Regions from separate parts of the Homo sapiens genome. Here region 2 is linked to region 1. Evidence: read pairs that join two places in POLR2A ChIA-PET (ENCODE). Cell type or tissue: Panc1. All regions are shown on one strand.

Region 1 (5,000 bases):
TGAAGTGAAGACTGCATTGGCTCTGACTTAGTCACATGCAGAATCTGAAATCCGATGAGCCCAATTCTAAATCTTGGGTCACCTTTAGCCTTACCTTTGAATTGTTTTCTTCACTTTCTTCCCTGGGAGAAAGCTCATTGCTAAAGACCTATGATAGCTTCAACATTTGAGTGAATTTTCATGCTATAAAATGATATGGGTTATTTTAAAACAAAATAGTACAAAATAATTTATCATTCATAACATTTTTCTATATCCATTTGCTCAAGCATGAGTTAGAATCCTCTTAAATTAAGGAAATGAAATTTCCTACACTGTTCTCTGGCATGGAAGCAGCATTCATTATGCATCTCCTAAATTTCCTCTTTACACCACCTCCCCTAAGGAAGGAGCTTGAACTCCCATGGAGAGTTTTCATCTCTTCTCATGTTTCCCTTCTTCAAGTCAATGGCCAGTCCTAAGCCACTTTGTTTTTCCTATCTGTCTAGTTTTATCTCTTTTCCCATCCCCGTGTCCATGGCAAAGCTTGTGGCAAGTATAGGTAGGTAGAAATAATTAATGCTGCGATATGGTTTGGCTGTGTCCCTACCCAAATCTCAACTTGAATTGTATCTCCCAGAATTCCCACGTGTAGAGGGAGGGACCCAGGAGGAGGTAATTGAATCACGGGGGCCAGTCTTTCCCATGCTAGTCTCATGACAGTGAATAAATCTCATGAGATCTGATGGGTTTATCACGGGTCTCTGCTTTTGCTTCTTCCTCATTTTCTCTTGCTGCCACCATTTAAGAAGTGCCTTTTGCCTCTCGCCATGATTCTGAAGCTTCCCCAGCCATGTGGAACTGTAAGTCCAATTAAAACTCTTTTTCTTCCCAGTCTTGGGTATGTTTTTATCAGCAGTGTGAAAACAGACAAATACGTGCTGAGACACGTGGCGTGGTCGGGGTAGAGCGGCAGATTTTATCAGGCTCCGGGTCTAGGTACAGCTGTGATGGGCATTGTGTTACTGTCCGTTTGAAAACTCAATTTACCATCTTAACCTCAGCCTTGAGGTAAGAAGCATGTTATGTTTCTTAGCATCTACTTATTGAGTACAAGTAACAATGTGTCTTCCCTGAGCTGGGTTTGCCTTTGGAGTTGCTCTGAAGTTTCAAATACAATAAGTCACGCCAGATCTTCCCACGGCTTAAAAACGCTTTAAACGTCACTTAGGATTCCTGAAGTCTTGCACATACCTCTTGATCATTTCAATAAAGTGGAATCAAATTTATCTGTCTAATCGAATGAAGACTTTTCCATAGGAAGTCCTAGTAAAACACTGAGTCTTTTGATCCTGAATACTCAGCCTCCATTGTATTTTCTCAGTGTCTCATTGTGTCACTTTATTTTGTTTTAGTAAGCTTATTTTTTCTTTGTTTTTCTTATTTTGTTTAAATTTTCACCATCAGACATTTGTCTGAAATCCAAGCTGATTAAGATAGCAACTTTCCCCAAAAGTTAAATTTCACTGGGACCTTCATATTTATTGCCCTCATAGATAATACCACTTCTTAGCAAAGACTCATAAACCATTTCTCACAGTACTGAAAACCTTTTCTGTTTTTTGAATTTTTACTCTTTAGAGCAAGGATCTTCCAGTTTCATATTTTTCTTACATTCCTGAAACAGCGAAATGGAACAGCTACCACTTTTTATTTGAGTAGCACAGAGAACAGAATACATGTAACTCATCATCACAGGGGCTACCATCATAAATACAGTTTGTAAAAGGAGACAGGATCCTTGGAAATGTTTCCAGCAGGTGGAGCACATCATGGCTCCAATCCATGTGCGGCTCCCCTTTATTGCTTACTAAGGATGCATATTTCATATCCTTTAAAAAAATAATAAAATCACACACATGACAGCAAGATTTAATAAGAGAGTCTCAAGCCAAAGAGTAACACCTAGTGCCAATCTGGATATTTTCTGGGGCATAGGATTGAGAAATTTCAGGAGACCTCTGAAAAAATACACATACAAATCCCCAAAATAAAAGCTCCAGAACACCTGGTGCTCCTCCCTGGGCCTCTGCGCCTGGCCATGCCTAGGACACAGGAGAAGGTGTGGGAGAAGTGCAACGCTCAAAGTCCACTCGTAATCCCTGCAAGACGCCCACGCATATTCCAGGAAGATGAGAAGGTATTCATTTTAATGCAGCATTCATAGTTTAACTAAATACATGACAGAACCCACGAATCAAAAAAAAAAAAAACAGCAAAACCCCATTTGTTTAAAACTGGGCAACAATTCCAGAAACTAATCAGTAAGCTCTTTCTACTCAACACACAAATTTGTCATCAACCTAATCATCGTCCTCAGCACACAATTACTAAGTTCCCACATCTGCAGGATGCTGTGCCAAACACTCTTGAAAACAAGTTACTCTGTCCCCGCAGGACTTGAGTCTTGAATACAGATGCATAAAGCAGGGCATTTGGATTGCACAATGTGAACACACACACACAAGCATGTCCATTCACACACACTCACATGTGAACATATACACACACACACACATGCATACCCACTTACACACCCTCGTGTGTGTGCATATATGCAGACACATGCATGCACACATACATGTGCATGCACACACTTGTGCACACACACACAATCTAATTATTAAATATATATATTGCAACCAACTGGGACACCCTCAGCTCTACTAAACAAAGAGGAACTTTATTGTATGCCATTGTATTGCATAATGTTTATGAATTAAAAGCAAAAGCCTTAGTGTGCTTGGCAGAGAACATAGATGCATACATCCTGTTTTCCTTCTTAGAGGAACAAATTGTATCTTAACTGCTTCACAGAAAATCATTACGTGTAGTACTCTCACATAGAATCTTTTAGTTATGCAATAAATACTTGTTGAATATAAATGATTACTTTCTAATCTATCTGTATTGTGAGAATGATTTTTTCCTCTATTTCTATATTAGCTGTTATTAAGAAGATTCATGCCTAAGTTCTTCTTTGCTGTCAATCTCTAAAACCCAATAGTCTGGTACTCCCTCAGATGAATCTATAACTTATTAAAAAGATCCTATGAGAATAACACAAATTCTATTATTTGTTGCCATTTTCTAGTCTACCACTGGGATATGATGGAAACACAGGTGTTAAGTGCCACCTCAAAAGCAATCATCTATGTACATAGACCGACTCCCTTTTACTCTGTTGGCTGCTAAGGGAAAGTACCTGATGTGCCATAATTAACATTCAACTGATGCCGCTGGAATTCACAGAATTTTAGTGTTTCTTGTTCCCCCTCAGCTTGTTACAGCCTCAGAGCATTCACCCACCGTGTCTCTGCCTGAAACACACTTCCTGAAGGTGCTTGCATGGACTGCTTCCTTGCTTTATTTAAATCTTTGCTTAAAAGCTTATTGCCACCACCACCAAGCTTCCCCACCAAGTCCAGTCTCTCTCACTTTTGCCAACCCATCAACCTTCCGAGTGTTCATTTATTGTTTCTCTCAGCCAACTAGAATATCAAACAGGAAGGCAAAATATGTCTGCGTTTGGTCACTTCTGTGCTCCCAATGTCTAGACCAGGGCCTAGCACATACAAAGTGCTAAATAAAGATTTCTTGAATTAATAAATCATTGAGTTAAATGTCTCACAGGATATATATTTTTTTAAAAAATTAAATGTGACATCCATTCTTCTGCATCCTCTGTGTTTGTTTTTTGAGACAGGGTTGTGCCTTGTCACCCAGGCTGGAGTACGGTGGTATGATCACAGCTCATTGCAGCCTTGACATTTCAGGCTCAAGTAATCATCTTGCCTCAACCTCCAGAGTAGCTGGGACTACAGGAGCTCATCACCACATCCACCTAATTTCTTTTTTTTTTTTTTTTTTTTTTGAGACAAAGTTTCATTCTTGTCGCCCAGGCTGGAGTGCAATGGCGTGATCTCAGCTCACCGCAACCTCCGCCTCCCGGGTTCAAGCCATTCTCCTGCTTCAGCCTCCTGAGTAGCTGGGATTACAGGCATGCACCACCACACCTGGCTAATTTTGTATTTTTTAGTAGAGACGGGGTTTCTCCATGTTGGTCAGGCTAGTCTCAAACTCCCGACCTCAGGGGATCCACCTGCCTCGGCCTCCCAAAGTGCTGGGATTACACACCTAATTTCTTATATATGTAGAGTTGGGGTCTAACTTTGCTGCCCAAACTGGTCTTGAATTCTTGGGCTCAAGCGATCTTCCTGGCTTGGCCTCCCAAAGTGCTGGGATTACAGGCATGAACCACCTTGCCTGGTCCATTCTTCTGCATATTCTATCACACACATTTGCCAAATGGTGAAAGGTCATAAGGAACTTGTTCCATTCACTTCTGCTTTCTGCATCCCCTACTCCCAGAAAAGCTAGGAAGCAGACATTCCGGTGCCTGATCTCCAGGGAAATGTCCTCACCAGGCTCCACTCCCTGGGCAACCACCTGAGCTCCTCAGGGTTTATCGAGGGTGCTTGTGCTTTTACCAGCTCCACCTGGGGAAGTAAATCTCGCTGAGCTAGAAAAGGACCACACTCTTCATAATGCATGCTCCTTTCCTAATGGTCATGCCCAGGCGCCCTGAGAAAGCTTTTAGGCATCTCAAAAATTGGCCATCAGGCACTACCACTGTTCGCTCTTCACAGGTACATGCCCTCATAAATTCCTGCAGCCACCAGCCCTGCTGGCCCCAGGAGCCAGGGCAACAAGGATAGGCCGAGAAGCTGAGGGTCAGCAGAGACAATGACGCAGCTTATGGAAATGGGGATGTAAGAATTTGGTGAAGAGAGGCAGGATCTTCCTCTTCGAGAGCAAGGTTCTCATGTCCCCAGCATCCAGCAGCACCTGCCTTCTCTGCGTGCCATCATGGCAGCCAAGGTGTGGCAGTGAAGGGTGCAAATGAAGCTGCTGTTTCCATAGAGAGTGTGACTTACTGGAGGAAACCAATATTCACATAA
Region 2 (5,000 bases), 140 kb after region 1:
CCTCTAAGCTGTCCGTGTTCCTTCCTGGGTGTAGGCTGAAGTAACTTTGGGAGGAACTTGGTTTATAGTGGTTTTTTTGTTGTTTGTTGGTTGGTTGGTTGGTTTTTCCAGACAGAGTCTTGCTCTGTTGCCCAGGCTGGAGTGCAGTGGCTCCATCTTGGCTCATTGCAACCTCCACTTCCCGGGTTCAAGCGATTCTCCTGCCTCAGCCTCCTGAGTAGCCAGGACCCACCACCTGGCCCCAGTTAATTTTTGTATTTTTAGTAGAGATGGGGTTTTACCATGTTGACCAGGCTAGTCTTGAACTCCTGACCTCAAGTGATCTGCCCACCTCAGCCTCCCAAAATGCTGGGATTACAGGTGTGAGCCACCATGCCTGGCCAGTTTATAGTTTATAGTTCAAAACAAAAACTATTAACAGCCCTTTCCCAAAACAAACCACCTTCTTGCCTGGGGACTAGACTGCCTTTGTAGAACTAAGAAATTACACACGAGATTGGAAATCATGATTTAGGAGTCAGGCAGCTGGAGGCTACAAGATTCTAACCCTCTCTACGCTGCTCCTAAGATCAGCGCTTGAGATATTTTGCAGCCCCTGCACTTGATGGATCAGCTGCCACCGCCAGCTCAATAAACTGGCTCATCTGATCTTGTGGCCCCCACCTGGGAACTGACTCAGCACAAGAAGACAGCTCCGACTCCCTATGATTCCCTCTCAGACCAATCAGTACTCCAGGATCCCTGGCTTCCCCTTACCCACTAAGTTGTCCTTAAAAATTCTGATCCCTGAATTCTCAGGAAGACTGATTGGAGTGATAATAAAAATCCTGCCTCCAGCACAGCTGGCTCTGCATAAATTACTCTTTCTCTATTGCAACTCCCCTGTCTTGAGAAATTGGCTCTGTCTAGGCAGCAGGCGAGGTAAACCCACTGGTTGGTTACAACTTGATTAGGTCAGATCCACCCAGGTTAATCTCCCTTTTTAAAAATAAAATGTTACCTCTAATCAAAACTAATCACAGGAGTGATAGCCGATCCTCTTCACAGCCCTAGATGATACAGGACTTGTACAGCAGGGAGAGGAATTTTGGGAGGCACCTTAGAATTCTGCTTGTCACAGCAGGCCAACAAATATGGTCTTTATTCCAGGTGGTATGTGCCATGCAAAATGTATGAAGAACCAACAACTCTGAGAGAGATGTAATCATAGTAGGTTTATTCCCCAATACATGCACCAAGTCCACACAGCAAGATAGGGGCTTGCACCAGAGTAAGAGATTTAATTGTACAGTCACTGAATGAGGAGACAGGAGGAAACCTCTAATCCATCTCCACAAAGAATTTAGGGTTAGGATTTTTCAGGGTTTTGGAATGGGCCAAAGTGAAAAGATCATTGACTGATCAATGAGTGCAAGAAGAAGCTGTATTCTCATGCTGAGTCCATTCCTCTGTGGCTCTTCAAATTGGTTGCCCAAATTCAGGTCTGAAGAACACCTTAAGCAATCCTTAAACTAAAGCCTTATAATTCTAATGTCAGAGATCCAGTTTATAGGGACAGTGGAATGCAAATGGCTGGTATCTAGTGCTATGTGACGTTTAGAAACATGGAAGTGGGCCAGCATGCAGCCTGATGAATGCTTAATTATAACCATATTTCTGTCTAGAACCTGGTATTCAATTCCTGTCAACCTGCTGGGGATGGTTTCAGATTATTGCTGTGGCTGTGGTTTCATTCACATTAGTGCTTAAAAGAATGGTAGCATCCTTTGCTGCATTCACTGAAAATTTTGGTTAAAGAAAAGAAGTGGCCAAGAAACATGGTCTTCCACTAATCACTGAGTGTTCTTCCCCAGAACTAGTGAGGTTTTAGGTGATGATTGACCTCTACAACAATTTTTAGGAGTCCTACATTTGAAATTTTTCATTCTTTGGAGACTTCGGAAATGTATTATTATTATTATTATTATTTTATTTTATTTTATTTTATTTTATTTTTGAGATGGAGTCTCTCTCTGTCATCCAGGCTGCAGTGCAATGGCATGATCTTGGCTCACTTCAACCTCCGCCTTCCAGGTTCAAGCCATTCTCCTGCCTCAGCCTCCCAAGTAGCTGGGATTACAGGCATGTGCCACCAAGCCTGGATAATTTTTGTATTTTTAGTAGAGATGTGGTGGTTTCACCATGTTGGCCAGGCTGGTCTCGAATCCCTGACCTCAAGTGATCTGCTCACCTCAGCCTCCCAAAGTGCTGTGATTACAGGCATGAGCCACCGCTCCCAGCCTGAAATGTATTACTTTCTTTATCCCCTTATGTTGTATTTTAACTTTAAATACCATTCTTCCATACCATACCAATTGCACCTTACTAAGGAAACATGAAAACTTAATACACATGAGATGAATAAGTAGTTTGATTGTTTGCTGAGAAATTCATTATTTCCTATAGAAGATTCTTTCTGAGAGAGTAGATTCATTAATTCCAAAGAAGGCTGCAAACATATATCCTACTGTATGTTCTTGTGTGTGTGACTTTGAAATTCCTTCTGTTGAGAGATGGGTGACATTTTCTCTACCCTTGAGTCCTGCTGGTCTTTAGTAGCTGTGTGGCTCAGTAGTGTCTGTGTAGAAGAGAGCACAGTACTTCTAGCCAACTCTCTCAGAACCCTCATTTCTGGAGTGCTGAACCCCCATGTCAGATGTCTGAATCTACTGAAGCCTCCATGTTGTGAGGAGGCCCAAGATAGCTCATGTGCAGAGACCACATGGAGAGAACCTGAGATAGAGCCACCCAGCAGGCCCTAGTTGCTCCAGCTCCTTGTTGTTACAACACCAGCCACTTTGTGACTACAAATATGTGAGCATGCATGTTTTCATTTGTGTTGTGTTTATGTGTGTACTCACATATTTACCTGTATGTGAGTCTAAGCCCTGCCCAGACCACTGCAAGGGGAATTTGTTAACCAGGAAAAACTTACTGGAACTTTCCTTTGGTAAGAGCTGGCAAATTTATTGCTCTGGAAGTCATATAGAAAGCAAGCAAGATTACTGTAGACATTTTCAAAGCAAAATACAGGATGCATTTGCTATTTTAGTCAGCCCAGTATCTTTTTTTTTTTTTTTTTTTTTTTGAGACGGAGTCTCGCTCTGTCGCCCAGGCTGGAGTGCAGTGGCGCAATCTCAGCTCACTGCAAGCTCTGCCTCCCTGGTTCACGCCATTCTCCTGCCTCAGCCTTCTGAGTAGCTGGGACTACAGGCGCCTGCCACTACGCCCGGCTAGTTTTTTGTATTAATTTTTAGTACAGACGGGGTTTCACCATGTTAGGCAGGATGGTCTCGATCTCCTGACCTTGTGATCCACCTGCCTTGGCCTCCCAAAGTGCTGGGATTACAGGCTTGAGCCACAGCGCCCGGCCTAGTCAGCCCAGTATCTTATAGCTGTTGACGACATTCTGGGGATATGAATGTAGCTTACAAACGCTAGTATTTCTACAGAAAGCAGAAATAATTTAACTGTCATTTTCACATTTATATTTAATAAAATCAACTTTGGATCACAATGTGAGGTGAGAGGACTACTGCTACAATGTTATATAAATGTATACATTAATATTTATGCACCAAAAAGATTCGAGTGACTGTGAAGTGAAATAAGATAAGGAGTTGTGAAAAACAAGCTAATGATCATTTAAAATTTTAATGCAGGTATACCTCAGAGACATGGCAGGTTTGGGTCCAGACACTACAATAAAGTTAATATTGTAATAAAGCCAGTCACACAAATATTTTGGTTTTCCACAGTATATATGTTATGTTTACACTATACTGTAGTCTATTAAGTATGCAATATAACTGTGTCTAAAAAGATGTACATACCTTAATTTAAACATACTTTATTGTTACAAATGCTAACGATCATCTGAGGCTTCAGCTAGTTGTAATCTTTTTGCTGCTGGGAAGGCTGAGGTGACTGTGGCAATTTCTTAAAATAAGACAATGAAGTTTCCTACATTGATTGACTCTTCCTCTTACAAAAGACTTCTCTGTAGCATGCTGTGCTGTTGGATAGCATTTTACCCATAGTAGAACTTCTTTCAAAATTTGAATCAGTCCTCTCATCTCCTGCCACTGCTTTATCAACTGTGTTGATGGAATATTCTAACTCCTTTGTTGTCATTTCAACAATGTTCTCGGCTTCTTCACCAGGAATGGATTTTATCTCAAGAAGCCACTTTCTTTGCTCATCCATAAGAAGTGACTCCTCATTCGTTAATTCTGCTAGCTTTAAACTTTTCTTCTGCAGTTTCCCTGCTTCTTTCAGTCTTCACAGAATTGTAGAGAGTGAAAGCCTTCCTCTGGATTAGCCTTTGGCTTAAGGGAATGAGTGGCCAACTCGATCTTCTATCCAGACCACTCAACTTTCTCCCTATCAGCAATAAAGCTATCTTACTTTCTTTTCATTTCTGTTTTCACTTGAGTAGCACTTTTAATTTCCTTTAATAACATTTTCTGTGCATTCACAAATTGGCTAAATGTTTGGCACAAGAGGCCGAGCTTGTGACCCTTCTCAGCTTTCAGTATGCCTCCCTCACTAAACTTATTTCTAGCTTTTGATTCGAAGTAGAGACAAGGGATTCTTCCTTTCACTTGAACACTTTGAGACTATAGGTTATTAATTGGCCTAATTTTAATATTATTGTGTCTCAGGAAACAGGGAAGCCTGAGCAGAGGGAGAGAGCTGGGGAACGGCTGTCTGATGGAGCTCTCAGAACACACACAACACTTCTCGATTAAGTTTGCTGTTTTATATGGGTGCAATTTGTGGCACCTCCAAACAATAAGAATAATGTCAAAGATCACTGATCCCAGATCATAGTAGCAAATATAATAATGAAAGAGTTTGAAATATTTGAGAATTAACCAAAATGTGACATGATGGCATGCAGTGCGCACCTGCTGTTGGACAAATGGTGCTGATAAGTTTGCTTCATGCGGGGTTGCCGC

What was found. ChIA-PET counts read pairs that join two places held together with the same protein. Peaks named below come from ENCODE experiments on the same cell type or tissue, not always from the same donor. Only the 100,000 strongest peaks of a DNase experiment are listed, where the experiment ranks them.
Region 2: POLR2A ChIA-PET joins it to region 1 with 15 read pairs; 4 of 35 experiments call an interaction of 5 or more read pairs at or near these places.

What each region holds. Positions count from the first base shown.
Region 1 is chr10:4,264,375-4,269,374 of GRCh38, reverse strand. No RefSeq gene overlaps it. Among named protein-coding and RNA genes, the nearest start is that of LINC00702, 23 kb to the right of the region's middle. In Panc1, CTCF peaks have their summits at 1,620 and 1,821 (motif pointing right); no DNase peak of the experiment used is centred here; H3K27ac peaks cover 3,671 bases.
Region 2 is chr10:4,122,589-4,127,588 of GRCh38, reverse strand. No RefSeq gene overlaps it. Among named protein-coding and RNA genes, the nearest start is that of LINC00702, 120 kb to the left of the region's middle. In Panc1, no CTCF peak of the experiment used is centred here; no DNase peak of the experiment used is centred here; H3K4me3 peaks cover 257 bases; H3K27ac peaks cover 4,308 bases.